Regions from separate parts of the Homo sapiens genome. Here all the other regions are linked to region 2. The links are chromatin loops, found by intact Hi-C in ENCODE. Cell type or tissue: MCF 10A. All regions are shown on one strand. Each heading gives the region's core, and the rest is flanking DNA. Links, peaks and the distances in the headings are about the cores only.

Evidence for each region. A loop is a pair of places that touch in the nucleus more often than their neighbours do. Peaks named below come from ENCODE experiments on the same cell type or tissue, not always from the same donor. Only the 100,000 strongest peaks of a DNase experiment are listed, where the experiment ranks them.
Region 1: it touches region 2 in a loop (2.7-fold over the local background); 3 of 110 quality-filtered maps call a loop at or near these places.
Region 3: a loop joins it to region 2, with 7 times the contacts of the local background. A loop is called at or near these places in 9 of 110 quality-filtered maps.

The regions. Positions count from the first base shown.
Region 1 is chr1:157,875,172-157,884,258 of GRCh38, reverse strand. No RefSeq gene overlaps it. Among named protein-coding and RNA genes, the nearest start is that of CD5L, 38 kb to the right of the region's middle. In MCF 10A, for the core only: a CTCF peak has its summit at 5,996 (motif pointing left); a DNase peak (open chromatin) is centred at 6,008.
Region 2 is chr1:157,364,118-157,375,444 of GRCh38, reverse strand. No RefSeq gene overlaps it. Among named protein-coding and RNA genes, the nearest start is that of LINC02772, 95 kb to the right of the region's middle. RefSeq lists a silencer at 5,333-5,402. In MCF 10A, for the core only: a CTCF peak has its summit at 5,331 (motif pointing left); a DNase peak (open chromatin) is centred at 5,344.
Region 3 is chr1:157,687,487-157,698,813 of GRCh38, reverse strand. FCRL3 (Fc receptor like 3) reads left to right here. Exons shown (of 15, transcript NM_052939.4): 4 at 185-430; 5 at 895-1,155; 6 at 1,390-1,674; 7 at 2,487-2,774; 8 at 3,207-3,485; 9 at 8,281-8,559; 10 at 8,897-9,016. FCRL3-AS1 (FCRL3 antisense RNA 1) reads right to left here and starts at 3,385. Exons shown (of 2, transcript NR_199044.1): 1 at 3,232-3,385; 2 at 2,170-2,849. In MCF 10A, for the core only: a CTCF peak has its summit at 7,285 (motif pointing right); a DNase peak (open chromatin) is centred at 7,303.

The DNA of each region.
Region 1 (9,087 bases), core at 4,088-9,087, 510 kb before region 2:
CCCTGACCATCCAGCCAAACCATTGGCTACAGCACATGAATCAGCATATAATTGCACATCTGGTCATTTCTCCTTCCATGCCAAGTGCACAATCAGGTGCACTACTCAAAGTTCTGCCCACTGGGGAGATTTCCTTTCACTGCTGTCCTTCAGGGTTGTCCTAGAAAGGGGCTGTAGTGCTGCATTGTCCACTTTTGGGTGGTGCCTGTGTATCATGCAGAACCATCTATGAACCAGGCCCTAGTCTTCTCTTTCTCTGTCTACTGATCATAGAGAATGGCCCATGAGGCCATTGGTGCAGGCTGGGGGAGAGAAGGCAGGGTGGCAGGAGTGTAGACCATGGGCATTTGAGCCACTTCCTCATGTAACTTACTTGTACTTTCAGGACCCACTCAAGCCCGATCATATACATACCACTTCCAGGCCTCCGCTGTGTTTCACCTATGGGGTGAAACACTCCTGACTGAAATGTTAATCTACTTTGGTAACACCCTTGCAGACACACCCAGGATTGATACTTTGCATCCTTCATTCCAATCAAGTTGACACTCAGTATTAACCATCACAACACCCCATCTCAATCATTTTCCATCTCATATTAGAGTAAAAGTCTAAATTGTTTCACAGTAGTCTTCCAGATCAGGTCCTACTTACATTATCTGGCTACCCAGGCTACCTTTTGGACCCCATTCCTTACTGCTTTTTTTTTTTTCTTTCAGCTATAGCCACAGTAGCCTTCCTGGTATTCCTTGAAAATGCTTAGTGCACTTTTGCGTCAGGGCCTTTGCATTGGCTACTCCCTTTGTCTGCAATAAGTTCCCTCTGGAGAACGATATAGCTCATCCCTTCATTTCTTCACATTTCTACTCAACTCTTATCTTGTTAGTGAGATCTTGCCTGATTAACTCATATAGGAAGTAACCCTCTCCTCCACCTACTTTATTTTTTAAAACAGCATTTATCAATACATGAAATACTATATATTTTATTTATCTTTTCTTTCCCCTTTAGAATTTAAGCTACACAAGTGCAAAGACTTGCTCTTTTTCTTGCTGTTATGTCACCCATGCCTCATGTTGCCTGGTATATGTAAGCAGTAACTATAAGTGCAAATAATGAATACTATCAGGGCATGAGAGTGCCATCTTACTGTACTCTTACTTCACTCACTTGCAAAGAGATCACACTTCAGCTTATATCAGGCTCCATATTACTTTAGATCCAACGAGAAAGGGCAGTGTGTCTAGAAAGGAGAGAAGACAGTACAAATGAATTACTGGCAAAGAATAGCATGTGCAGAGGAGACCAGACTAGATTTGCAGATATCAGTGGGCTCTGTTGAAATCATTTCCTTTTCTCTACCCCTAGGAAATAAATGTGTGGATACAGAACCAGTGAACAACTTATGTGTTTCTGAATAAAGCTGCTGTGGCTTCCCAGAAGAAGGAAGGAGATTTCTGAGTTGTGAGAGGCCATCTATGAAGGCGGAAGCCCAGGGGCTCTACAGTTCCTTTACTTCTTCCCTTTTCACTGGTATAGAAACTACTCATGACGATCTTAGAGCCAGGGCCATTATTGGTTAAGATTGATAAATGTACTTTTAGACTGCCATCCTGGGATGGTAAGCATGCCTTAGGAGAGGCATTAGTAATCAGGTAGATGGTATTTCCAGGATGAGGGATCATTTCTTAAAGAGATACTTCTCAGGCAATTATTACAGCTTTCTCTTCATAGAAAAATACTGATTAAATGCTTGATGCTATATATAATGTCTCTGTGTTTATAAATCCCTAACTTAAAAGTCTAAGCTACCTGAGTGTCCTACATTCAACCCCAAATCAAAGTGCCCAAAATTTCCCATCAAAGATGGTTGCAAAAGAATGTTCATTGTTGGGGTATTAATTATACTGAAAAACTGAAAACAATAACACTGTCAATGTTAGGGAGTTGATTGGATTAATTATTGTATGTTTACAAAATGGAGTAGTATGTAGTTATATATGAAGTAAATAAATATTTTTTGATGTAGTGAGATATACGTGATAGATAGCTAAGTAAACAAAATGAGGTTATACTGTAGCATTACAGTATGATCCGCTTACATGTCTATGAAGAAATTACTGTTTAAAAACCAATATCAGAAACAAAATTTATTGTAGGAAAAGAACTGCTGTTTTATTAGAGAAAAATACTTCAGTTTGTCCTATGTTAAAGAAGGCATCACCTTCCCTACCCCATGCTACCACTATATCCAGGTAGCTGGTAAGATGAAGAATGGCTAAAGTTCTTCTTAGTAATAAAATAAATGAAGTCATAAACAACATGGAAAAATAATTTTCAAAAATATTACAAGTCACTTTTTTATTGCTGTGTCTGTCAGGCTTGAACTTCCTTATATTTTGTCTGCCTATTGGAATCATTCTCATGACATCACAGCATCCACCCAGTACTTCACAGGTAGAAATAGAATTCACACCATTTGAAGTGTTGATTCTCAAAACTGCCAATAAGATGGGCGGAGGAAAACACTACTATTATTACCATTTGGTAAATGAAAATATCAAATCAGAGAGTTTCAATGACATACTCCAAATCTCAGAGCTAATAGCTTCTGAAGATTATTTGTGTATGTCTTAGATTTAATAACTTAAGTGTATTGGTGCCATGACTGATCTCACATGATTGAATTAGTTTTCATTATCCAGACTCACAGAAGACTCATTTATAAGTTTTATATATTGGGTATATCTTTCAAGGTTCAGAACACTTGGTTGACCTATACACAATACCACTTTCTTGGTACCAAGATAATTGACAAATAGAATTAGTTCATTTATTTACTCATTCAAAAATGTGAGTATTTATCCATTGTCTACTTTATGCTGAATTCTATTATAGAGGCTGACTCTTGAGTGAAGCACGAAAATATATAATCTTTATTTCCATGGAGCTTATGATTTAACACAGGAAGACAGATATTAAAAATTGTGTTAAGTGCCTCAAAGGAAATTTATAGGGTGTATAAGCAAATAAAATAGGGTAAACACTTATATTGGACTTGTAGTGGTTAGAATTCTTTATTGCAAGTGACAGAAACTCAAATTAGCTTAGGTTAAAAAAAAGAGAAAAAGTGAAAGAGAATGCAATGACTGTTTTGGTCTGAGTTTTCTAGAAATCAGAGCCTGAGACGGATTAAATTGTTAACACTTTATTTGGAATGCAAATACTCAAGTCAATACAGGCAAAAGAGAGGGGAAGTGAGAAAAGTGGAGATGTGGAGCGTTATCATGCTGGTCTTGATCATATCAAGTCATGAAGAAATACAGCAAGGGCACAAAAACAGGCATACCACTTATCTGGAAAGTCTTCTCTGTAGAGGTTGCAATGAAGTCATGCCACAGAGCATTCCATGAGAATGAGGAAGAACAGAGAATCGATCTGCCCCTCCCACAGCCTGTGTTGTGGTGTTTAATCCAAACACTAGAATGTTTAATGAACATAGAATCAGAGTAAAGGGCTTATAATAAGTCACTGGGGCTGTGGTAGGTCTTTGTCCCCTCTCCCCTATACAGACATTCTTAACTCTCGTTACACTGTGGCACACTGAACCACGTTGAGATATTGACTCCCTGGGCCTTTAGTTCATTGAGATGTTGCCCGAGGCTGCTGAAATCCCTGGACCATTAATCTTATACTATAGTATCCTCCCCTGGGCCTTTGAATATCCCCCACTTTGTACCAGATTGCCCAAAAACTATTATTATGATATGAAAAACTTTGGGAAGCACTGACTGGAAATATACACTTTTTGTACTTTGTCCTTTGTCAGCTAAGAAGGGTGTTTCTCCTCCACAGATTGTGTTGGAGACACATGGACACATGTTTAACTTCTGATTCTAGTGCAGGCAGATTCTCTAAGGCTGAAGCAGGGTGGGGTTAAGTGACCTGAAGGTATGTATCAATGCTGGTCATCAGAATCTGGAGGCAGCAGATTTTTTAAAATGTGTTGGAATGTGTTGGTCTTCTTGGAAGCTCAGGGAGACTAATTTGCTCTCTTCTTCTTTTTTTCACCTTCCACCTGCTATATACCTTTGCCCATCCCTGCCACATCCAATTAATTGAGAAAGACTTCTCTAGTTACAGCGCGCGTTGGTGCCTGATTGGAGCAGTTGATATCCATCAAAAGTTTTAGAGAGAAAAACTGGCTAAGAACAATTAATAGTTAATCTTACTTTTAAAGTTCTTTTATATCATAGTTTCCAAGGTGATAGCTCACTGATTGCCAGCTTATTACTTTCTATTCCTTGTTGGGAATTGGGAGCTACCAAGACTTATCAAAACAAATCTATAAATAATTCTTTTGGATGGGTTACTCCTGTTGGGAAGAACTAGGCCATGGCATATTCCCTCTATCATTTGTTGAATCAGGTTTGCCTCAGTTTTGCAGTACTTTATTTTTCTTTAAATCCTGTGGCTGCATCCTATGTGTACAGCTTCTATAATGATTTTGGCTATAAATCAGATGTAATGTTTATGATAGCCTCTGTTACCTTATGTCACAGTGCACTGCTTCAAACATCTTGGTAGATTTTGACATTTATTTTCCTCTTAGGGGTATATTTCTAAAATGGGATTACTGAGTCAGAAAGAATTTGAATAGATCTTATCATATATTGTGAAATTATTTTGCTAAAAAACTACCATTTTTCAATGCCATGAGCAATATACTTATTTCCAAATGACCTACTACAATTGCATTTTATCCTTTATGCTTACTTTTGTTAATTTAACCACACTGTGCCCAGAAAAATATATAAATATAAATATACAGCCTTTTCTCCTGTTTCTCTTTATAAATAGAAATCTTTGCTTGCTCCGTTCAGTGTCTGGACATGATTGAGATAATAAGAAGAAAACTAGAAGCTGAGAATGAAGTGATTAATTTCCATGAGAAAGGGCACAGAAGTAGCTGCAAAAGAAAAATATTTTAAGCAAAAGAGAGGAGGTTAGAAATAGGAGAGGAGGTAATGGAAGAAGAGAGGTAGGAAAACTAGAATATTGAAAGAGATTTTTAAAGTGTGTTGGAAGTAATAGGTGCTGTGGTGAATGCATTTTTGAGAGAAAAGGTGTAAAAAAAAGATACTGAGGAAATTCAGTTTTGTGTCGTACAATAAGATTTCTTCTTTTCTAATATAGTTAGGAAGGAGGTAACTTTCACTAGGACTACCACACTCTGGCTTATGGCATAAATAAGTAGGAATATATCCTCATCATATTATGTTCCTCAAAATACTCCCCCGATCCCGCACAAAATTAGAGATATTGTGAAGAAAACTGTGACATCTTAATAATGCCCATTGAGGAAATAATGCAGTTTCAACCTGGGTATTTCGGATGGAGAACCAGACTTAGAGCATTAGGTGAGTTCATTGATATGGAAAAAAAAAATAACTCCCTACAGGTCAGACTTTCTTTTTCTTTCTTTTCTTTCTTTTTTCTTTTTCTTTCTTTCTTTCTTTTCTTTCTCTCCCTCTCTCTCTCTTTTTTTTTTAAAAAAAACAAACCACAACTTCCATGAATATCCAATTTCCCAATAAATTAGAGTCTTTCCTAGAAGGAGAAAATCTCTAGGTAGGCTCCTGCCCTATACTAGCACCTAAGACAGGGCCTTGTAGGGACTGAATGACTGTTGTGAGGCATGCCATTAAACAAATTTTGGAACCACAATTAGAGGTCATATGCTACCATAAATGAGAAAAACTCATGGGGGTTCTAGTAGTGGTGGTAGAGAAAGACACAAAGTTATGAGCACACTCCGGAAGATTGCAGGTTGATCAATCTGGGAGGTACATTATTGGAGATTAAATGAGATCCTGAAAGGTCCAGGTGATGCCGACACTGTTCCCCATGGATGGCACAGACTTGATCACAAATCCAGGACTTCACAGGATTTGAGAAGGCAAGGATACCCTAGGCACTGATCTTAGTTATGGAGAAGAGTGACATCTGGTGGCACTCGTTAAGAAAGAAGCTCTGTGAACATGCCATCCTCACTTATCAAGAGGCATGATATAGGCAGATGTTCCTACGATAGCAGCCAGATAGATCTGTTGATGTATTTGCCATCAGGACTGTTAGAAATTTCCAAAATCTAAAGTTCTAAAAAGAATTCTGGCAAACATTTGTAGGCTGAGCCAGGTAAAATCACTCCAAAGGGCGGCAGGGAGGAGCCAGGCAAACCAGTAAGAACAAAATATTATCAAGATATCAAGGATGAGCATAAACTTTGAAGTTGCAAGGGTCCAAAGTGACCCAATTAAATTTCAAAAACCTCTTTGAAAAGATTACAATAATTTCCCTGGATAAAAAGTTGGCAGGGACAAAAGCAAAAGTATTTTATATTCTGTATTTCCTCTATCCTTGTCTTTTGTGGAAAATTCCTTGTTTGTACTGCTCAGTTGGGCTGATTCGTATAACCAAAGGAGAGTATCAATGTGAGGTTTGGAGTGTATTTGAGGGTGGCTTGGAGGCACACACAAGACTTTTCAGATGCTTACAGTTTAAAACAATACTTCCAAATATAAGTTTACAAGAATGAAAATTTAACAAATATTTTGAAAAGGGAATTTTTAAATAGCTTAGTTAATTAAATTTCCTAGACATTTTCAACTGCATTTTTATTTTTATTATTTTTTATTTTTATTTTTATTTTTATTTTATTTTTATTATTATACTTTAAGTTCTAGGGTACATGTGCACCATGTGCAGGTTTGTAACATTGGTATACATGTGCCATGTTGGTTTGCTGCACCCATCAACTCATCATTTACATTAGGTATTTCTCCTAATGCTATCCTTCTCCCAGCCCCCCACCCCCCAACAGGCCCCAGTGTGTGATGTTCCCCTCCCTGTGTCCATGTGTTCTCATTGTTCAACTCCCACTTATGAGTGAGAATATGCAGTGTTTGGTTTTCTGTCCTTGTAATAGTTTGCTGAAAATGATGGTTTCCAGCTTCATCCATGTCCCTGCAAAGGACATGAACTCATCCTTTTTTATGGCTGCATAGTATTCCATGGTGTATATGTGCTGCATTTTCTTTATCCAGTCTATCACTGATGGACATTTGGGTTGGTTCCAAGTCTTTGCTATTATGAATATTGCCGCAATAAACCGCATTTTTAAATTTAATGCACTGTATTTGATTTCCTTTTCCAGCAAATTGTCTAACAAATCTTCTCATGTACTTAAGTAATCACAAATCAAATAACTTGCACTTATAAATAGGGTGACTATTAAATTCTCAATTATGTTTACAAACTGAGTACATTTCTCTTATAAATTTTAACTTCAAACCACAATTCTATTGAACAATTTTTTTTCTCAACCATCCAGTGGTATGGTTTATTTAATTGGTCACTTATGAGGCCATGTCATGAAAATAGACAGATGTGCTGTGATTTCTCTAAATCAGTGGTTAGGAGATAGATAGAGCATCATCAGGGTGGGCTGGTATAATTACATGCTGCTACTAATAATGCTTGCCGTGTTTTTAACCAAAGAAGTTTCCTGTCAGAGGCTTGGAGTTCTGACACTCTTAGTTATGATACTTGTTTCTCTTAACGGTCCTTTGCTCTTCAATGTTTAATGCATTTGGCAAGTTGTTTGCTGTGCATACCACTGCGCATTTTTCTAAACACTGAGATAAGGTTTTTGCGCTTACTGAATTTGGTTATTCTATTCTTTGTTATACTAAACAGAAAAATGAGAGCTTGTATAAATTATTAAATGAAGAGGAAAAGGAGAACCAAAAGGAAGAGAAACATAAAAAATAAGAGTCATCGATTTAAGATTATCATATTGAAGCCATGGAGTATTATGAAAACATACTCTCTTCAAGAAAATATGCTGATAATTTAGAGTATTTAGAACTGTTTCTCTAGGATACAATGAAAATTCCTTCTTAATTAGAAAACTTTTACAGAAACATGTGCAAAACATATTAGAGCTCAAGTAAATGTTGATTGTTTTTCCTCTCAACTCCCCCCACAATTCTAAATAACTTATTTGTTACACATTTTAAAAATTGGAATCTCAAGGCTAATTTATTAGATACTATAATATTCCACATTATCTTAAATATTATAAATATTCAAAACACTAAATATCCAAAGGTCACTTTTCAATAAGTAGAAAAATATTAATATGTGTTTACTTCATCATCTCAATTCTTATTTTCATCTTCATTGAACTAAGCCCCCTTAATCATTAAAAAAAAATTTTAGCATCTCGATGTAATTTTGAGTTAGTAAATATTAGGAATTTGCTTAATTGCTAGTTACAAAAACCTGAATGATGATGGCTTAAATACGTTAGGAGCTTGTTTTTCTTTCACCTAAAAGATAGCTATTCCTGCAAAGACTGAATTGTTTCAAAGAGGTTCACAAAAGCTTTCCCAGAAGTACCACCCAACAACTTCAACCTACATATCATTGCGCATAATGCAGTCATGTGGCTACCCCTATCCACAAAGAGGTGGATGGGAAATCTGGATGTTCATCTGGTCGCATGGCCATCCTCTGCATTTACCAGATAAGAAGGGGGGGGCGTTGAATAATTGATGTGCAACTAGAAGTCTCTGTCATAACCAGCTGGGCACCTTGACTTTACAGTGTCAGTGCACTGATGCTTCATAGAGACCTGAACTTTGGGTTGAGGCATGAGACCTAGAGCAAGACTTCTGGGATTGTTTTTCACAAAACTGTAAAAAAATAAGTTGTGTTTTGTCTTATGGTTTCTGTGCCAGTAGAGACTTCAAATCCATGTCCTATAAATGGAATGGACTTGCAACTCAGTGTCCTTGGATTTGAAGGGCATCTTAACATTTCAAGTCTGATTTGAGGCTATGAGCACCCCTCACCCATCTCCCACCAGGCCTCTTTGCCACTAGACTGGGTTCTAATAATTAATTGCTTTTCAAATTCTCTTTATATTTTAGCTGGCAGGAGCACAACTCTAATAGATATTTACTTAGCATATTATTGAATGCAGCATATTTTATTTTATTGAATGTCAGCTCCTGGATTTGA
Region 2 (11,327 bases), core at 3,063-8,062:
AGGCAGAAGCCCTCGCTCCTGTCTGGGATTTGGTTAGAGAGTGTAGCCCTTTTCTTGCCAGGACCCTCACTCGACACCAGCTCCATCAAGGAGTGGATGTTTTCTCCCCCACTCACCTTCAGAGACCTTTACACTCTGCAAATGATGTTGGCTGCTGTTGCCAAAGTCCTCAAAACCTCCCTACATGGAAGAATTTCTCCTGTGCAGAGATGGCTGTCCTCGGGGCTGAACACTTCCATCTACTGAGATCTGCCGTGAGTCTCCTCATGACCTGGAGGGAGATCTGGCCTCTGCCCATCACACCTATGTAACTACTCTGCTCTCTGCCCATCCTTTCCCCTGGACCTTCTGGTCAGGGAATGTGCAGAGGGAAGGAGGGAAGTCCACTGTCCCCATTCCCTGTAGGGTGGGCAGATGCAGGAGGGCCCATTTATTAGAATCTAACCATGCAAAGAACATCCCCACTCCCACCCAGAAAAAATGTCTACTACTAATTGATTGGCCTGGGTGTCCCTATCCTTAGGGCTTTGAAATAGGTTTTATCCCTTTGGAAAGCTGTCCTCACCAAAGGACAAAATCTGCTCTTCTAACAAATTTATTTGCAGGCTTCTGAATAATCTCTGGGGGCCCTGGGCATCTGCTCTACGTGTTTACATCTGGCTGTGTGCTCCCTGAATATTTCATTCAGTTAACAGTCATTTAGTGCCTACTATGTACAAGGCAATGAGGCTAAGCACTTGATATGCATTATCTCAATTCCCAAAATAACTCTTTGTGGTGGGTATAATCAATGTATTCACTTTATAGATGAGAAAACAAGGTTTAGAGGATCAAAGGGACTTAATCCAGATCCAAGGCTGGTAAATACTGGAGCAAAAATTCAAACTCAGATCAGTCTGGCCCCGTATCATTTTTTCTATACTTCCAATACAGTGTTTAAAAAGAAAACAACTTAGCTTGGACATAATTTACATACCATATATTTCCCCATTTAAAGTGTACATTTCAATACTTTTTAATATATTCACAAGTTTGTGCAGCCATCAAAACAGTCCATTTTAGAACTTTTTTTTTTTTTTTTTTGAGATGGAGTCTTGCTCTGTTGCCCAGGCTGGAGTGGAGTGGTGCGATCTTGGCTCACTGCAACCTCCGCCTCCCCAGTTCAAGTGATTCTCCTGCCTCAGCCTCCTGAGTAGCTGGGATTACAGGCACACACCACAATGCCCGGCTACTTCTTTTAATTATTATTTTTAGTAGAGATGGGGTTTCAGCATGTCTGTCAGGCTGGTCTCAAACTCCTGACTTCGTGATCCACCTGCCTCAGTCTCCCAAAGTGCTGGAATTACAGGCACGAGCCACCGTGCCAGGCCAGGACATTATTACCTCAAAAAAAGTTTGTATCCTTCAGCCATCCACCCATTTTCTCCTATTCCCCATCTTTCCTCAGCCCTAATCTAATTTCTGTCGCTATAGAGTTTCCTATTCTGGACTTTCATAGGAGTGGAATCAAATAGATGTGGTCTTTTGTGACTGGCTTCTTTAATTCAGCACAAGATTTCAAGGTTCATCAGTGTTGTGTTATAGTTCAGTTCTAATATCGCATTATATGGATATACAATTTTTTACTTATCTATTCATTCATCCACTGAGTTGTTTCCACCATTTGGCTATTATGAACAATGCTGCTATAAACACTCATGTGCAAGTTTCTGTGTGAACATGTGTTTTCATTTCTCTTGGGTATATGCCTAGAAGTGGAACTGCTGGATTATACGGTAAAATTCTATGTTCAATCATATGAGAAACTGACAGACTGCCTTCTAACACAGCTGCACTTCGCCATCAATGTATGAGGGCTTCAATTCCTCCACATCTTTGCCAGCACTTGTCGTTATGAACTTTTTGATTCTAGCTATCCTGATGGATGTAAAGTGGTATCTCAAGGTTTTGGTTTGCATTTTCCTGATGACTAATGCTGTCAAGCACCTTTTCATGTGTGTATTGGCCATTTGTATATCTTCTTTGGGGAAATGCCTATTAGATCATTTGCCTATTTGTAAATTAGGTTATTTGTCTGTTTATTCTTCAGTTGTGAAAGTTATTCATATATCCTGGATAAAAATACCTTATCACATATACAAATGCAAATAATTTCTCCCACCTGTGGATTATCTTTTTATTTCGTTTTAAAAACTATTTCAGGCAGGGCGCAGTGGCCCACACCCTTAATCCCAGCACTCTGGGAGGCCGAGGCAGGCGGATCTCCTGAGGTCGGGAGGTCAAGGCCAGCCTGACCAACATGGAGAAACCCCATCTCTACTAAAAATACAGAATCAGCCGGGCATTGTGGCACATGCCTGTAATCCCAGCTACTCAGGAGGCTGAGGCAGGAGACTTGCTTGAACCCGGGAGGCCAAGGTTCTAATCAGCCAAGATCACGCCATTGCACTCTAGCATGAGCAACAAGAACGAAATTCCATTTCAAAAAAAAAAAAATATATATATATATATATACATATATATATTTCAGTATTTTATTTTATTTTTACATTTTCTTCCTGTAAAAAAATAATTCAAACCTAGGGGTCTTCAAGGCTCAAGGGCAATATAGACCCTGGTGGGGACTGACCCCCGCTGCCAGAAAAGGATTTGATCAGAGTCTTCTTAGAGAGATCTTCGGTTTTTCACAGTTCCAGGATGGGGCAAGAGGTGGTAGTTTCAATCCACATTCCCAGATGGGCTCATCTGATGATGAGAAAACAGCCCTTCATGGAGCGTATGTATGCAGAGAGAACCACATGTTAAAAGCAACAGGCACACATAACTTTTAATTACAAATAATAAATGGTTCAGAAGCAAAACACTGCAGATCAGATGTAGCATGAAAGAGCTGGGAACTGGGAGGAAATGGACGTGACATTCCAGGCAGAGGGAGTGGTGTGTGAGAAGGTCTGAGATAGGAGGGAGCAAGTGTGATTCAGGGGCTGATGGCTTCTATTGAGGTCCAGTTTACATCCAGTACAATTCATCAGTTTAAAGTATATTAACAAAGTTTCCTTGTGTTTCTTAGAGAAAAATTTTAACTTTTCTACAACTGCATATTAGATTCATGTACTGTTTTTCTTCTTACATGGGAATGGGGGACTGTCTGGCCTGGTCTGTCATTTTTCTGATGATATCATGAGTCAAACCATGTCTCCCCTTTCTGTTTGCATCTTCCCCCTGGAACTTAAGTTGAGAGAGACACATGTTGATGTTCTCTGCTTATCTACTGTGTAGACACAGGTGGGTTTAGAGGCTGGACTGTGGGTAGCTATCTTCTGAAAGCTTAGTTTCTATGGTCTTTCTCTGAATTTGTTGAAAACATTTGCACTTCAGGTCAGTGTCCTGGGCTTATGCAGTGTTTTCCAGTGATGGTAGTGCCCCATTAATGTTCATATCTGTGAGTGTGTATTTTAGTTTCTGCAAGGCCCACCAACTTGGTAACCAGTATCATTTGTGTTACTATCTCTGGGAGCAGAGCCTAAAGAAAACAGCAGGCGGCTGGGCGTGGTGGCTCACGCCTGTAATCCCCATACTTTGGGAGGCCAAGGTGGGTGGATCATGAGGTCAGGAGTTCGAGACCAGCCTGGTCAGCATGGTGAAACAACATCTCTACTGAGAAACAGAAAATTAGCCAGGCATGGTGGTACACACCTGTAATCCCAGCTACTCAGGAGGCTGAGGCAGAAGAATCAATTGAACCCAGGAGGCGGAGGTTGCAGTGAGCTGAGATCATGTCACTGCACTCCAGCCTGGGAAATAGAACAAGACTCTGTCAAAAAAAAAAGAAAGAGAGAAAGAGAGAGAGAAAGAAAGAAAGAGAGAGAGAGAAAGAAAGAAAGAGAGAGAGAAAACAACATGCTCATTGCAAACCCTTCTGGGAGAATTTCTTGAGTAAGGATGAAGAGCTTTGCAGAAGCTACAAAGTTTGTTTCCTGAAACAAAAGGCAGAGCAGGGTATCTTGGCTGTTGTAAGGCTGAGATTTGAGTTCACTTGGAATCAAGCCATTCTTCACTCTTGAGATGCTTACTCAATGCAGATCAGCTCCCACTGCAGATATTAGAGAGACCAGTAATTACAATGGAATATTTGGAAATTTTTCTAACAGATGCCTAGCCACATCCTCACATTTCTTGGTGTGTGTAGCACCACTGTGGGAAAGAGCTGGTAACTTGGGTGAATTAATGGGACTCTTCTCCTTATATGTTAATTTGCAGAGGCTAGGGAGGGATGGAACCCACACATGGATTCCCAGCTTCCCAGTTGTGCTCCCAGGATATGATGCTGTTCTGCTTAAGACTCCTTTCAGAGTTCGCGCCTGAAGGTCCAGACCTGTGATGGCTGAGCTGAGCTGAGCAGGGCAGGGCAGGGTGGGTAACCCACGTATTTGGCCTCATAGTTGAAACCCAGTGTCAGCAGCCGATGGTTCTGGGGTATGTTGCCTCTGATGACAAAGCTGGTGGAGGCACGTGTGTTGGGGCCTTGAGACCACAGAGACCTACAGGGCAGGGGTGAAGCAGCTGCACTGCTTGACCCAAGTTGCACCTGGTGGCAGTGTCAGGAAGGATGGAGCAGACCTGGTAGTTTCTGCTCCCCAAGGTCTGGCTAGCTCTCATTCACTGAAGGACACAAAGAAAATATTACTAGCTACTGCAATAGTTTGTATTTACATATAACTCTTTTAGGGAAATATTTCAAATGTAATTAGCATTATAATGAATCAATACAGCAAGGGATTGAAATATTTGAAACATTTTTGAAATATTTCAAAGGTAATTAGCATTATAATGAATCAGTACAGCAAGGGATTGCGTAAAATGGGGTATAATTGAATTGAATTGTTGGAGTTGTATTCTTCAATCTATTGGCACCTGAAAAGGATGGGTTGATGATTTTTAAAATAGCTAGTTTTTAAGTAAAAGTTTTTAAAATGACTCAAATGTTGGTCCATCATATGGGTAGTAAATAGACTTAAGTCCATGACCAGTAGACCAAAAAAATATGAATGCACATTAGTGATGTTAAAAAGTCCAAATCACCCATTTAGTTCCAGTAGAATAACATTACCTAGCACATTAAATTAACTTGAATGTTATTGCTTTGTTTCTATTTCTATACTTTTAATTTTATTGTTTTGAGATAAGCATACGGTGTCTAGATTTTGTTTGTATGCCTTTGAGTAATGTGATAATAAAACAATTTAAGTCAAAATTGGGATTCAAAGGGCATGTTTGACTTTTAACAGGGGACTCATTCTCAGCCCCACACTAGTGTCTGCCACGCATAGTGTCAGTGACACCTAGTGGTTCAAGCAAGAACTGCAACTTCATTGAATGGTGGACGATTTCAATGACAAACAGGTTCTCCCTTAGATAAGCCTCTGGATTCCTCTGATGCGGTGTTGAAATGAGGGCCTACCAGTCCCTGGTGTCTCCCATATTGGCCTGTTCCACGCTGTAGCTCTTCAGCTATTTGAAGCGACTTTATGGAGGAGGGAATGACACTTTGTATACTAGGAACAAAATGTAGATACAAATGATGACTTTTAGAAGGAGAAAGTTTTCAGGAAGGCATTTCTAACAGTTAGAGTGGTTCAACAATGTACAGCACGAGAGCCACTAAGCCATGATTTTAGGATCACTTGGCAGCCTACTAGGCTCACTCACTAGCTAAGCCATCTACAATACACCAACCTCAGAGAATACACAATGCAATGTTTTTGTATTTGTAAATTTATGAATTGCTACATGCTACAGAACTTCAGGCAATTTATGAAAGGTCAAATCCACTGATTACAGAATTCTAAAGGTCATGATGGTCTTTCCAATGCTCTGTCCTCAGCAGCCTGTGCCTGACCCATTCCCATTACCATGCCTGCTTTCCCACCCAAGCTCAAGGCCATCCTGGAAAATGTTGCTTGCAGCATCATAGAGGCACCAACACCTCTGAACTCTCATAATTGTCTTTCTGAATCCTGGGATTGGGGACAGGGAGAGGAAGAGGGTAGAAGTGAAAATAAACCGAGCTTGCAGCACCTTCAGCACTAATCATGAGGTCTGCTGCTTTCTAACTGCTTCCCCACAGTTGTTTGGTGCCTATGGCCTCAGAATCATGTAGATCCTCTTTTAAGATTATAGTTCCTATCAACTGTTCTATAAATAACAACTTGAAATGTTATGTTTTCCCTTTGAGATATTCCCTCAGGTCTTGCATACTGATTAAACTACTGACTCAGTGGGTCTGAATGATCCCAGGAGCAGCTGACTCACCAAAATATGCAGTTTCCAATTGCTGATTATTTCTTCCCCCTTACCCCAACCAATCAACAACCCCAATTTTCTGGCATCTCACCCTCCACGATATCCTTAAAAACCCCAGCCCAGAACTTCTCAGGGAGATGGATTTGAGGATCTTCTTCTATCTTCTCACTCAGTGCCCTGTGATCACTAAACTCTTTCTCTGCTGCAAACCCTGCTGACCTAGTGTAAGTGGTCTGTTACTGCACAGCGGTCATAGAAACCTATTGGCCCTATAACAGTAGGTACCATTAATATATTCATATTTCCATTTTAGAAAGATGTGAAACTACTTTTCATAAGTTGTCCAGGCACACCCAGTTAGAAAGTGACAGAGCTGGGCGTCTGTCTGCAGACCTTGCACACTCAACTTCTGTTCTTGGAATGTGTCTCCATATGGTGGTCACTGTTAAGACCCACAAATCTGTCATCATTCCTAGGCCACATGAAGCCCTTCCAATCTTTGCAGGATTTTAGACCCACCTGTGTCTCCGGACGGACCATCCCTGCCTCCAAATGGAATGCCTGGAATTTCATTCATTTGTGCTCTGCCATGTTGCCAGAGTTTCCCCAAATGGGGCCAAATGTCAGCATGCTCTCAGGAAAAGGATGCAGTGTCACAAAGAAACTCCTGTCAAGTTTAGGCAGGTCACACAAGAGCAGGAAATCAAACATGAAGAGGATGGTCAGGGCCCCCAGTACAACATGCCCAGAGAACAGAACCTGCCACAAACAGCTCAGGTCCAGGGCCTATGGCATGGAGACCACGAAGCCAGGCACCTGATTCTAAGGAAAGGCCTCGAATCATGGCTGAGAATCAAAATGCAGAAACCATATGCATCTGATCTTTCCCAAATCTGGGAAGACTGGAGTCCAGAGGCCTCATGATCCCCTTAATTTATTAGGCTACCTCCTTCATTTAATGAGAACTGTCTTGTTAACCCCATTCTCAGGTCTGTAGAACCATGAGAGTTTTTGTTTTTAAATATCTTGTTTGAACACAAGTTCTTCTTATCTCAGGATCCCCATAAATCTCCTCTTTGTAAATAGGACTTTGGTCACCATCATACTTGGGATGAATATCTCATAATCTCTTAACTGCATTTTACCCATGACCTTACTAATTTTATCCCATTTGCTTGAAACAACTTTTTGTTGCCATCACTTTTCTTCCTGGCCTCTGTGGATTTTTCCTGAAGGCATCACAGTTGAAAGGCTTCACCCTTCTGAGGATGTTTGTGGATGCTGACCCTGTGTTCTCATTGAGTTTGCTCTGTGGATCGAACTCCTGAGCCTCCAACTGCAGATATTATGACACGTTAAGTACAAGGCCACCTTTGACTCTTTCATCGTCATGAAGGTGCAATTCTTTCCCTACCTGTTTGCAATTTGGAGCACATCTATTCTTTTCCCTAAGGCAGTGACTCTCAAACTCTAGGAAGCAACAGGATCACCTGAAACGCCCGTTGAACCATAGATTGCTGGGCCCCACCCATAGAGAAGAAGAAAACAGAGAGGAGGAGGGGATAGGAGGAGAGGGGAGAAGAGAAAAGAAATGACTAGAGTTATTGCATGTCATAGGGTCAGTGGTGAAATATGTATTTATTGTCTGTCAGTGGCAAAAGCTTTCAGGACTTCTGTCACCTCTCTGCTAAGAGTTCCTCCAGCCTCTGCTTGGTTAATTCCAGGGAAGGAGAAACCCACTGCTTCCCAGGATAGCACCTTAAGCCTTGGGGAGCTGAAACAAGTCACACGCCATGTGGGGGCAGGAGTGACAACCAGGAAGTCAGAGTTATCTCTGACCACAACTCCTTCTCTTATTTCCCTTGGTTGTGAACCTCTTTTTCTACCATGATCTCTGGCAGCCACTGGTATGTTTGCTGTCCCCATAGTTTTGTCTTGTAAGAGTGTCATCAACATGGAATCACACAGTTTGCAGTCTTTTGAGAATAGCTTCTTTTGCTTGGAATAATGCATTTGAGAGTCATCCATGTGAGAGAGGCAGGTGGCAGGGGGCTCCCCAGAAATACTCTAACCAGCCTGCACACTGGGGTGGAGCCACAGAAATTTGCACTCTTTGCAGTGGGGAGGACTCGGGCCTCTCCTCTTCCTGTGTGGAACCTGGGATTTGAAAAGTGGGAGGGAAATGCTCCAGCAGGGACTCTCACCTTCCAAGAGTTCTTCCTTGCCCCTTCCTTTTCACCCACCACAACCCTGTCTTACTCACCATTTAAATTGTCTGCAAGCCTGAATTTTCATGGCTGTGGGAGAAAGAACCTTGTTTTTAGCTGAACTAAGGAAAAGTTCTGCAACATTTTTGGCACCCAACGTTTGGCTAGAGAAGCAGTGAATGAAATGGGGACTCAAAACCTCTCGCTGTTGCTCCTAAGCCTTTTCATCCTCAGACTCCTGAGAGTAGATAAAACCATGCCCCCAACCCCCTTAGCTCCTGGGACTTTTAGTAGCATTTTCCTTCCTTTTTCAGGACCCACTGGTGAGCAGCAGCTCCCCACTGCTCTCCCCTCCCTGCCAGGGCTGGGATGCATGGCCCAAGGGTCTCACAGAGCCAGCTGGCTGGCATTTTCCACCACAAGCCACTGGAGCCTTCTCCTTCTCTGGTCAAGGGGTTCAGCTCCATTGGACAGTAATTAAGCTTTTCTCTTGGTAGAGGAACCCCTTGCCTAAGAATAAGAGATTCTTCCCCAGGCATTTTTAAACTATTCTCTTTTTTACCCTCTTCTCTACCCTGTCAGCAGTTAAGTTTTAAGCAAGATTTTTGTTTTTGTTTTTTGGGTTTTTTTTAGAAGACGTTTTACTAGGCCAAGCCCCACAACTATCACTGTTTGTACTCTCCATAAAGTTTTTCATTGTGAAAAAGAATCTCGTAGGGACTGGGTTTTCTTCTGCCTGTCTGTGTGTGTTATTATGTGTAATGTCTGTAAAAAGAGCTCTAATTAATTTGGCCTAAAGAAAGACCAGTACTTGAATCAAGTATTTTTTTAACGGAAGTTAAAAAGCTGCACTACACTCAAATCGTAGCAAGGATAACTATAGCCACCAGTTATCTAGGTGTGTCACAAGCCATCTTTTTCTCTTCCTTGTTGGAGAAGGACTCAGTTCCAGAGTCTCACTTTAACATTCGGCTTATGAGAAGGAGTCCATGCAAGCCCCTGAGACATATTTTTGTCCCAAACTCAATTCCAGGCTTCGGGTCAATGTTCTAAGAAAGAGAACTGGATCTAAGGGATCCAGAGGCAGGCAACTACAAGGCCAAAAGGCAGAGCACAGATGAGTGTGGCTGATTCCTGCCAATTAAGCCAACCCCAAGCTTCCTATTTCATGGATAAAGGCCACATTAATATCCACAGCATAAATGAGATCTAGGGAACTCCAAGGCTACCTACAGCAGGGGAGACAGGGCATACGTGGGTAAGAGTGGATGATCCCCACCCCTAAGAGCCCCCTGCTTCATGGGTGCAAGGCTCTTTTGCACTCATGGCAGGACCTTCCAAGGTCACTGGAACTCAGGGACGCAAGCACGGAAGAGGAAGGAGGATGCTCTTCCTTCTCTCCGTCACATGCCCCAGGTATCTGCTAGGAAGAGAAGTGAACCAGGGATGTCTGCTCCCCTCTTTCTAGATGGGTAGCCATTCATCTTCAGTCTGTACCCCTTCCGAATGCATCCTGAACCTCTGGGACTCCTTTAACAGGTGCCTCTTTTTTTCCTTTCTCCTTCTCTGTCCTCTCTTCACTAATAGGTAATTGTGTCTCTGTACTACAAGACACTCCCTTCAGATGCATCCTACAAACTGGAAAGAGTTAATTTCCCAAACCTTAAAATGGCTGCCATAGGATTGGGCTCAGGGGAAGAGAACCCAGAAGCCCAACATGCTGGCAAAAGGGTAAAGTATTTTAACCAGTTGGGCTTTTGGCCTCCCTCTTCCTGTGCAAACTGGTAAAAGGCCTCAGAATTTTTGAGCTGTCCTTAACCCTCCCCTTGTTTCATTTGGATACATGTTTTCTAATAACATAGTTTGTCTCTTCTTGCCTTCAGGCCATCAAACTCCAAATAGTCATGCAGCTGGAGCCTCTGACAATGTCCCCTTCTGCTGGGAAACCTTAAATAGACCTTTGAGGGAGCTCGGACTGTTGTTTCCCCAAAACAGCATCCTATGTCAGCAGGAAGCAGTTAAGCTGGGTCTTCATCCTTATGCTTAATCTAACAAAAGTTTGATGTACTTCTTTAGAAAGGGGAATGAGACAGCCAGGTGGGAGGGGGATACCCGGAAAAACTCCAACCAGCCTGCACAATGGGGTGGAGCCACAGAAGTTCACACCCTTTGTGGGGAGGAGTCAGGCCCCTCTTCTTCCTGTGTGGAACCTGGGATTTGAAGGTTGGGAAGGAAGCGCTCCAGCAGGGACTCTGTCCTTCCAAGAGTTCCTGTTTGCCCCTTTTCTTCCTTTTAATTCAGTAAAAACCTGTCTTACCATTTAAATTGTCTGTGAGCCTGAATTTTCATGGCCATGGGACAAAGAACCCCATTTTTAGCTGAACTAATGAAAAGTCCTGCAACACCTGTCTTATTTTTCTGGAGTTTGTTCTCTTTTTTAATTGCTGAGAAGGATTCCATTGTATGGAATTTGTCCAATTTGTTTATCCATTTCCCTATTAAGGGATATTTGGGTTGTTTCCAGTTTTGGGTGACTATAAACAAAACTGCTAAAAATGTACATGTATAGGTTCTTCTGTAAATCTCAGTTTTCATTTCATTTGGGTAAAACCTAGGGGGGAATTTCTGGGTTGTACAGCAAGTGTATGCTTAACTTTATAGGAAATTGCCAAACTGAGAAGCAGTTTCTAAAATGTTTATGAATATTTTAGTCTTCAGAAATGCTTGGGGTGGGTACTGTTATTATCCCACTCCCAGGTGCTCAGTTCACCTGGGCTAAGCAGCTTGCTGCAGTCACAAAGTTGGCACGTGGTGGAT
Region 3 (11,327 bases), core at 4,690-9,689, 320 kb before region 2:
AATGGATGAGGAAGAACAGATTCTTTCCCAGGCATTTCCCTAGGTTATTTCTGCTCAATTTTCCACCCTGGTCCTGACTGGAAATTAGTCCAGGAAAACTCCTGACTGTAGGTTGGGCTCCCCATGTGCTGTGCCCACCTCCCATTGACCTTCCCCTGCCTTCATCTTTCTATTTCCTGTTTAGGGGTGGCCCCAAAAGCTGTACTTCTCCTCAATCCTCCATGGTCCACAGCCTTCAAAGGAGAAAAAGTGGCTCTCATATGCAGCAGCATATCACATTCCCTAGCCCAGGGAGACACATATTGGTATCACGATGAGAAGTTGTTGAAAATAAAACATGACAAGATCCAAATTACAGAGCCTGGAAATTACCAATGTAAGACCCGAGGATCCTCCCTCAGTGATGCCGTGCATGTGGAATTTTCACCTGGTGAGGAATGGAAGGGGAGTGTCTAAAGTCAAGCCACCAGGCAGAATGCCTGAGGGCCGGGTTAATGCAGGGATCCTAGGCAGAGTTGTAAGCAGACATGGGGATTGATGCACTGACCCCAGTGGGGAAAATAAAGAGATAGGGCAGCAGCATGATGCTGGATTGTCTATCCATCTACCTCCAAAGAATTGTGGGTGACCCAGGGGCCATCAGGCAAAAAGGGGTTCAAGTCTGGGATTCCTCTTTTGTGAAAAGACATGTGAAGATTTCTCAAGAACATTTTCTGGGAATTGGTTCACCCTTGTAGGGCAAGGAAGAATCAGGTATTTGGGGCCACATGGCAATGTGGGTGGGGGCCATTTGCAGGTGTGTATAGAACTGTGGCTCTTGCCTCATGGGTGGAAATGAAAGTGAAGGCAGAAACAGCAGGGGATAACCTGAGTGTGCTCCTGTGCTCTTTGCAGACTGGCTGATCCTGCAGGCTTTACATCCTGTCTTTGAAGGAGACAATGTCATTCTGAGATGTCAGGGGAAAGACAACAAAAACACTCATCAAAAGGTTTACTACAAGGATGGAAAACAGCTTCCTAATAGTTATAATTTAGAGAAGATCACAGTGAATTCAGTCTCCAGGGATAATAGCAAATATCATTGTACTGCTTATAGGAAGTTTTACATACTTGACATTGAAGTAACTTCAAAACCCCTAAATATCCAAGTTCAAGGTAATGGCTAGATTCCTGTGGATTACTGGGTTTGTTAGGGAAACTGGGGATAAAGGGAAGATGTTTATCAGTGGGAATTTCATAAAGAGTCTCCTATGGCTCAGCCATGGGAGGGAGATGGTTCCTTCTGCATGCTTCTCTATCTCCTGATGGCTGGTGCTGAGATGACAAATGCATCTCTCTAGGAACTCTGAGCCTCACCACCCTGGAGACTATGTTGTTTCTTTTCATTAGAGCTGTTTCTACATCCTGTGCTGAGAGCCAGCTCTTCCACGCCCATAGAGGGGAGTCCCATGACCCTGACCTGTGAGACCCAGCTCTCTCCACAGAGGCCAGATGTCCAGCTGCAATTCTCCCTCTTCAGAGATAGCCAGACCCTCGGATTGGGCTGGAGCAGGTCCCCCAGACTCCAGATCCCTGCCATGTGGACTGAAGACTCAGGGTCTTACTGGTGTGAGGTGGAGACAGTGACTCACAGCATCAAAAAAAGGAGCCTGAGATCTCAGATACGTGTACAGAGTGAGTGTCTAAGGGGCTGCTCTTCCAGAGTCAGAGCTGGGGAGAGGAAGGCCAGTGATATCTCCTGCACCCCTAGGATGGTGGACATAACAGAGAGGAGTGTCCAGCTATTCTGGTAATCTTCTCTCTTTAAGCTCAACGTTGGTCTAACAGCCCTAGAACATTTTCTTCCACTTGAGTCAGGTAATAGTAATTATTGATCAGTTACTGATTGCCCAACCCTATGGGGTTACAGAGATGTACAAGATCGGTTCTCTCATGAATCAAGAGACAACTAGAAGCACAACTGAACACATGCAGTTTTAAGAGGCCCCTGTGGTGCTTCCATTTGGTAACCTGAACTCACAACAAAATAGTCCGAAAAGGGGAAGATGAATATGAACTGTAATAGTCAGAGAAAGACATGGAGACATGGATGTAAATCTGGAGAAGTCTTGAAGAATAGGAGAAGGGTTTGGATTCTATTTTGATCTTCAAAACAGAGGATCTCCAGTGTTCTCTTTTATTTTGTGGTTTATTGATGCATCAAAGATTCCTTAGAGATAAATGCATATAAAATGTGACCAGAAAACATTGGATTTATGGAGATTATGGACTTGGTGCCCACATTTCTCAAGGATGGGAATGTTGTGGGAGTGAGAGGGATGTTGCTTCCTTTATAATCGTATACACAATTAATTTCTTATTTCCTACTTTGGGCTTCTGCCTGCTGCACCTGCTGCTATTGGCCTATTCATGGTAGCTCCAGCCTTCCCCTTGACCTTGATGTCCCTGCCATCAGGACCTTCACATGCCATCTTGTGTTCCCCCAGGAGTCCCTGTGTCTAATGTGAATCTAGAGATCCGGCCCACCGGAGGGCAGCTGATTGAAGGAGAAAATATGGTCCTTATTTGCTCAGTAGCCCAGGGTTCAGGGACTGTCACATTCTCCTGGCACAAAGAAGGAAGAGTAAGAAGCCTGGGTAGAAAGACCCAGCGTTCCCTGTTGGCAGAGCTGCATGTTCTCACCGTGAAGGAGAGTGATGCAGGGAGATACTACTGTGCAGCTGATAACGTTCACAGCCCCATCCTCAGCACGTGGATTCGAGTCACCGTGAGAAGTAAGTTCCGATTCCTTTCACACAGCCTCGAGTTGCAAGCCAGGGTTTAGGTTCTCTGTCAGCCACTAAGGTCTCCTAAAAGAGGCACGGGGAGGGAGGGAGGGGAGGGGGGTGGGGACAGAGAGAGAGAGAGGGGGAGAGAGAGAGAGAGAGATATTTAAAAGCTATCCAAGAAATGGAAAGATGGCAAAATAAGTTGAAGCACCTTACTTCTTGCGGGGAAGACTGAGTGGTGATGAAAACAAAACTACCCAAGATTACCTCTCACTGTTTTGGGGAAATGCTTCTGATTGTTAGATAAGAAAAATGTGATCAGTGGGGAAACAGAAACAATCAAGGGACAAGGGACATATCCATTGCTAGGCTCCTTGAGAGAGGTTGTGCATCTGTCACAACGTCAGAATCCTCTGACAGCCCTTTTGTCTCCTTCAGTTCCGGTATCTCACCCTGTCCTCACCTTCAGGGCTCCCAGGGCCCACACTGTGGTGGGGGACCTGCTGGAGCTTCACTGTGAGTCCCTGAGAGGCTCTCCCCCGATCCTGTACCGATTTTATCATGAGGATGTCACCCTGGGGAACAGCTCAGCCCCCTCTGGAGGAGGAGCCTCCTTCAACCTCTCTCTGACTGCAGAACATTCTGGAAACTACTCCTGTGATGCAGACAATGGCCTGGGGGCCCAGCACAGTCATGGAGTGAGTCTCAGGGTCACAGGTAAGCAAGATATACCCACAGCAGTTAACAGCCAATACAACAGATCATGTCTTCTCAGAAATAGCTCCACTGGGCTATTTGCTGGTTGATATCCCAATAGACTTCCCACTCTTTCTGACTCCACCTGGGAGTTCTGGGATTCTTCCTAGTGATTACACATTTAGTAACTTAGACCATTCCTTTTTTTAATTCCTCTGTAATTATCATCAACAGCCATCCATATACCCCATTCATTTTTTTTTCTGGTAGAGGCACGAAGGCTTACCAGAATACCAAACACGTGATGGGTCAGCAATTACTGACAAAGGAAAATGGCACAGAAAGCCTTTATTTCTGAATTCCTTTGCCCAGGAAAAAAATGACTGGATCATCCCTTGCCACAGTTTTCTGCCCCTATCTCAATCTAAATTCCCACTTGGCTCCCTGGATCATTAAAGTGTCTCTCTTCATGGATACCCACTTCTGTGGGTTCTCTGTCAGCCACTAGGATCACAGCAGCAGGCCTCTTTCATGGCCTCCAGATTCTAGTGACCTATCTAACCTTCTCACTTTTTTCAAATGCCTTCTGATTGGGTCTCATTTAATCTGATGTTCTCAGTATCCCCTAACAAAATTTTCCTTCAGCAGAGGCACCAGGGCATCTCGTATTTCCCATGTCCAGCCCCTAAGAACAATTAGCAATGTGCCCAATCATTTAGAAGAGAACCTCCAGTCCAAGTCATGGTTATCCCAAAGGGCTCAGCATTTGGAGGATGGGAGAGGGCACTGGGACCTAGGAGAAGATGGCAAAATAAGAGAGATATGGTAATAATTCCCAGTCACACAAACCCATACATTCTCTGGATTTTGCCATGGACTCTTGTTCTCCAATGATTCCAGACTATTAGAACACTTATGACATTTTGGTTAATAATAATCCTTCCTATAGGCCAAACTTGGGTAATGATTTAAGGAGGTATTAAAATCTGGGAATGCCAGACAGTGTGCTGAAACAGAGACTCGAGTCTTGAACAAGAAAATATCATTTGTTTAACCTTGAATAAGTCTTCTTACTAGTCTTGTGCTTATTTTCCTCCCTTATAAAGTAATTGAGTCAGCAAATCATGGGGGTATAAGAATTCTGGATCTCGCACCACTCTCCATCAAAAGTATTTAACACATACCCCACATATATGTATATTAATAACATATATTTGTGTGTTAATTATATACATGTACTACTGTATTAACTTAATGGGCACATTACAAAACAAACAGAAAAAATAGAAATTAAATAAGGGGCCGGGTGCAGTGGCTCATGCCTGTAATCCTAGCATTTTGGGAGGCCGAGGTGGGCAAATCACTTGAGCTTAGGAGTTTGAGACCAGCGTGGGCAATATGGAGAAACCCCTGTCTCTACAAAAAAATACAAAATTCAGTTGGGCATGGTGGCATGCGCCTGTACTCTCAGATACTTGGGAGGCTGAGGTGGGAGGACCACTTGAACCCAAGAGGTTGAGACTGCAGTGAGCCAAGATTGCACAACTGCACTCCAGCCTGGGCAACAGAGTGATACCATGTCAACGAAAGGAAGAAAGAAAGAAAGAGAGAGAGAGAGAGAGAAAGGAAGGAAGGAAGGGAGGAAGGAAGGAAGGAAGGAAGGAGAGAAAGAAAATGAAATAAACAATATTTTAAAATCTTTGATTTAGAATATTTGACTAAAATTATTATAATTGAATATGCTTCATTTACTTTGAAAATCTTAGTTTACTTATGGTGGTACAATTATTTGAGGTTTGGTTCTGAGTTTGGCCTTATTCCTATTAGTTTTAGTGTCTGTTACTGCTTAAAGCTTTATCTTACCAATATATCTACATCCAAGTGGAAGCAGATCATCACTGCTGCTCTTTCAATTCCATGATACTCATTTTTCAATCCCATAGTCTAACTATGCAAGGGTTTTCATTGAAATTTGGTTAATAAGTTTATGTTTTTGTTGATGTTCATTAGTTGTTCTTGTAAAGTAAGTAGGAAGTGCTGCATGTTGAATTTCCTTTTTTTTTTTTTTTTTTTTTGAGATGGAGTCTTACTCTGTTGCCCTGGCTGGAGTGCAGTTGCACTATCTCAGCTCACTGCAACCTCCACCTCCCAGGTTCAAGCGATTCTTCTGCCTCAGCCTCTCCAGTAGCTAGGATTACAGAGGCAGGCTACCACGCCCTGCAAATTTTGTATTTTTAGTAGAGACGGGTTTTCGTCATGTTGCCCAGGCTGGTCTCGAACTTCTGAGCTCAGGGAATCTACCCGCGACAGCCTCCCAAAGTGCTAGAATTACAGGCATGAGCCACCACGCCCAGCCACTGCATGTTGAATTTCTATCGAACATGTTTAAACTTTGGTTGCCATGTTCTGTTTCCATGGATTTTTAAAGGTGCAGATATAAATTTTTAAAGTTGACATACTTACATTTTCTGGTAATAAGACGACATAGAAATGTAAATATTTTTAAACAACTATTTTCCAAAATATTATCTCCATAGCATAAGTTTAGAAAAGCATTAGCAATATGAAATACTGTTAAAAGTCACTTTTTAAAGTGTTTGCTAAGTATTAACATTGTCAGTAGCCACTGATCACCAAAAAGTCAACAAAAATTAAATACTAATCTTTCTTCATGGAAAAACACGTAACGTATCTTTACATTTAATTCCTCTTTTTAGAACTTTGCCACAAAATAAGTGAACTTTCATGTGATACAAAAAGGTTTGAGGTCACTCCCCAATCTCATTACAAAGCATTGTAAATCTTTTATGATTTGGCCAGGCACAGTGGCTCATGCCTGTAATCCCAGCACTTTGGGAGGCCAAGGAAGGATTGCTTGAGCCCAAGAGTTTAGACCAGCCTGGGCAACATGGGGAAACCCTGTCTTTACTAAAAATACAAAAGAATAGCAAGGCGTGGTGGCATGATCCGGTAATCCCAGCTACTCTGGAGGCTGAAGAAGCAGGATCACTTGAGCCCAGGAGGTCAAGGCTTCAGTGAGTCATGATTGCACCACTGTACTCCAGGCTGGGCAACAGAGTGAGACCCTGTCTCAAAAAAACAAAAAAAGAATACAGAAATTAAATTAAAAAATAAAAAATATATTTTATGATTTAAATTAAAATAATCTGTAAAAACACTTAAGTAGCCAATTAAAAGGGCATTATGTTCCATATGCTGAGAGTTAACTAACAAGCCAAGGCACTGCTGTCCCACCCTCCGTGCCTGGGTGGCCCTGCCTTCATAAAAAACGCTGTCCTATCCCAATACACAGTGTGACATCTACCTGAGCAAGAGCACCACCATGAATATTAGTAAAGCTGAATATCTTTTTAAATTTCAAGCTCAAAAAGAAATACTCTTAAATGTTCTCATATTTTCTTCTTACACTTCAATCTGGTGTCTTATAGCCCATCTTGGAGACCACTTAAGTTGACAATAACCATGGTCTTTTTCAGTCTTCAAGTTCTTTGATTTTAGGGGAATATGCATTCAGAACCAGAGGTCCCATGAGCCCTAGAGGAGGGGATGCAAGAGGTTGGAAATCTCTCTTTCCAGAATACGAACACCCAGAGACATGAGTGAAAGGCACAGTGAGATCACAAAGCACCATACAAAAGACTCACCCCTGAGGCCCTCTGCATCCCGCCCAGGTCACTTCATATTTAGAGGCTATACAGAAGGGACAAATTCAAACCATCTGTTTCAATTTAGCAGGAACTCTACACTTCCAATATCAGGACTTGGCACCTCTATCCTGATGAGGCAGCTGGTGCTATCTTTCTTGCAGCCAGCAGATGGCTCATTTTCAAGTTTAATCATTGCCATTCAGTGAATAGTTTCCACATTCACACTCATTCCCTTTAGCCCATCTGCGATGGAAAGCAGAGCTTAAGATCCTTATCAAGTTACCCTTGCCAATAAAGCACACGGCTTATATCTAAAGCACTACACACAGATTGGTTCATCCAGTTTTCCTCACAACTTTGCAGAACCAGCAATCTTACAGTTAACATTCGATATTAAGGGCTTTCTATTCTTCCCACTATGCCATTTCTTTAATTGTTCATTAAAATAGAAATCATTGTTGCTAGAGCTATATCTGGATTTTTTTTGACAGTTTGGTTCACTTCAGTTTTCCATTCAATCATCAATTATTGAGCATAAATTTTATATGCCAGGCAAAGTTCCAACAGCTATAAATACAGCAACGAACAAACAGATAATTCTCCATCCTATTGGGGAATCATATAAAACAATGATGATAGATAGATACATACATACATACATACATACATACATACATACATAGACAGATGTCAGGTAGTGCTAAATGCTATGTAGAAAAATAAAGCAAGGTGATTAGGTAGAGAGTAATGGGTCCTGCCTTTAGATAGGTATGGAAGTCTCAGTCTTAGAGCTAAGATTCAGGTGTAGGAATTTTAGAAACCTTGATTTTAGCTATATTTTTATCAATAATAATAACCAATTTTTATAGTACTTTACATGCAATATGATTTTTATTACAATAGCTTGAGATATAATGTATCATTAACTCAGTTTTACAGAGGAATAAACTAAGACTTAGAGAAATTAAAAAGTTCTTAAAAAATCAAGCTTATAGAGCTAATAAAGGATAGAGACAGGATTGAAGCCCAGGTTCTCCAGAATCCAGGTGCATGTTCCCGCAACTCAACTATGCTGCATATTCCTTTATTAAGTTCTCTTGTATACCTACTTAAGTAAAACTGCCAGTGAACTATTTTTCCTCCCTCAGTTCCGGTGTCTCGCCCCGTCCTCACCCTCAGGGCTCCCGGGGCCCAGGCTGTGGTGGGGGACCTGCTGGAGCTTCACTGTGAGTCCCTGAGAGGCTCCTTCCCGATCCTGTACTGGTTTTATCACGAGGATGACACCTTGGGGAACATCTCGGCCCACTCTGGAGGAGGGGCATCCTTCAACCTCTCTCTGACTACAGAACATTCTGGAAACTACTCATGTGAGGCTGACAATGGCCTGGGGGCCCAGCACAGTAAAGTGGTGACACTCAATGTTACAGGTGTGTTAATAGTACCTGGGCTAGAGGTCACAGTTATGGTAAATAAAATAGTTATCTGACAGATTGTACAAATTCTACTAGCACCAAGGAGGTTTTGAACATGCACACGAAGGCTTGGGACTTCTGGAGATTGGTACTGATTTTATATGGGAGAGGGAAAGGAAATACATTTTAATCTTAGATGCTGGAGAATACCTTTCATATGCCATAGTTTTGAAAATTACAAATGATGCTACAGGAGGAATCAGAAACTGGAACACACTCACCCTACTTGCATGATTTTGTCTGTATCCAAAACCTGTGCCACTGAAACTCAAGTACAGCTCCCTCCACTCAGGAACTTCCAGGAACAGAACAGGCCTTACCGCTGCGGGAATCACGGGGCTGGTGCTCAGCATCCTCGTCCTTGCTGCTGCTGCTGCTCTGCTGCATTACGCCAGGGCCCGAAGGAAACCAGGTGGGTGTCTAGGTCCTACCTTGTGATGTGATTTTGCCGTTGCTATAATAATTTGAAGTTGTCTGGTGCACCCTATAAAGGTCAAGTATTCCCTTCCAAGTACTAGGCCCTCAGTTCCACTACTCACTGTCACTCTGTAGGCAATTGTAGCAAAAACAATAGAATAAACTTCTCAATAAAATTTTTACCTCATGTGTTTAATTTGAGATTTATATTAGGTAGCAGAGTTTTGCTTCCAATTAAAAATTAGAAAATTAATTAACTCATGTTCTATCTCCCTAAGAAAGTCCTTCATTTGTAACAAAAAATAAATAAATCATCATAGAGGTGACCATAAACTCCGAGATATATTTGAATGCCAGCTAAATGTAGTGAAATTGGATAAAATAAATAAAGAATGCCAAAAATGAGATTAAAAATTCAATTTCCGATTGTTGCTAGTGTATAGAAACACAACTAATTTTAATATTAATTTTATATCCTGAAATCTTGCTAGACTGACTTATTAGTTCAGTATCTCTTTTGCAGATTTCATCAGATGTTCTATATAGATGATCATGTTGTCTGCAAAGAAAGATAGTTTAACTCTTTCCTTTCCAATATTAATTTCTTTTACTTCTTGTTCTTGCTTAATTGCACTGGTTAGAACCTCCTGTACAATGCTGAGTGCAAGTGGTGAGAGAAAATATTCTTATCACATTCCAGATCTTAGGGGGAAAGTATTCAATCTCTCCCCATTACAGATTACTTTAGCCATGGGTTTTTTTCAATGCTGTTTATCTGGTGGAGGAAGTCCCTCCTATTCCTAATTTGCTGAGAGATTTTACACAAATAAATTTTTGTAAAATGATTTTTCTACATTTATTGAGATAGTAATGAGATTTTTTTTAGTCTATTGATAAGGTGAATTTTGAATGTCGAAGTAGCCTTATATTTCTGGGGTCAACCCAACTTGGTCATGACTGTTGATTTGATTTGCTAAAATTTTGCAAAGGATGTTTACGTCCATGTTTATGAGGAAAATTTGTTGTTAGCTTTCATTTCTAGAAATGTCTTTTTATGATTTGGTCTCAAAGGAATACTTACTCAGTTACCACTTCCAGAATTTTTCATTCCTTTTTATATAGCCATATTTTCACCTGGTATCAATTTTGTTCTGCCTGAAGGACCTTTTTTTTTTTTTTAACATTTCTTACAGTATGACTGCCTGCCAGTGAATTTGATTGATAATGTTTCTCAATTCCTCTATATCCTTACTGATTTTTTGTCTACCTGATCTATCAATTACTGAGATAGGGGAATTAAAATCTTTAACTGTAATTGTGAATTTATCCATTTCTTCTGCAATTCTATCAAGTTTTGCTTCCAGAATTTGGAATTGCTCATTATTAGGTGGATAAGTGTTAAGAATTTTCATGTTTTTGATGAATTATCCACTTTATCCTTATGAAATGACCCTCTGTATCCCTGGTTGAATCACTTACTGTGAAACAGTCTTTGTCTAATATTAATATGTTAATATAATTAGTGTTAGCATGTGATTTTTTTCCATCCTTTTGCTTTTAGCCTATTTGTACCCCTATATTTAAAGTTAATTTTTAATAGATAGCATGCAGCTAATTCTTGCCGGTTTTGTTTAGTTTAATATTGTAGTCTGCCTTTAAAATGAGGTGTTTAGACCATTTGCACTAGTGTAATTATTGATATGATTAGGTTTCATGTCTATTTTGCTATTTGCTTTCTATTTGTCACATCTATTTTTTGCTTTACTTTGACTTATTTTTGGAATAATTGATTTTTTAATTCTATTTTACTTCCTTTGTTAGTATAATAGCCATAACTTTTTAAAAATTTTCAACTTTTATTTTAGATGTAAGGGGTAAATGTGTGGATTGGTTACATGGTTATATTGCATGATATTGAGATTTGGGGTACAGATCCTGTCACCCAGATAGTAAGCATAGTACCCAATAGGTAGTTTTTCAACTCACACATTCCTCCCCATCTCCCCCATCTAGTAGTCCACAGTGTCTGTTGTTCCCATGTTTATGTCCATGTTTGCTCAATGTTTAGGTCCCACTTATAAGTGAGAACATGTGGTATTTGGTTTTCTGTTCTTGTGTTAGTTGGTTTATGATTATGGCCTCCAGTTAAATCTATGTTGCTGCAAAAGACATGATTTCATTTTTTTATGTCTGCGTAGTATTCCATGGTGTATATGTACCACATTTTCTTTATCCAGTCTACCACTGGTGGGCACCTAGATTGATACCATATCTTTGCTATTGTGAATAGTATGGCAATGAACATA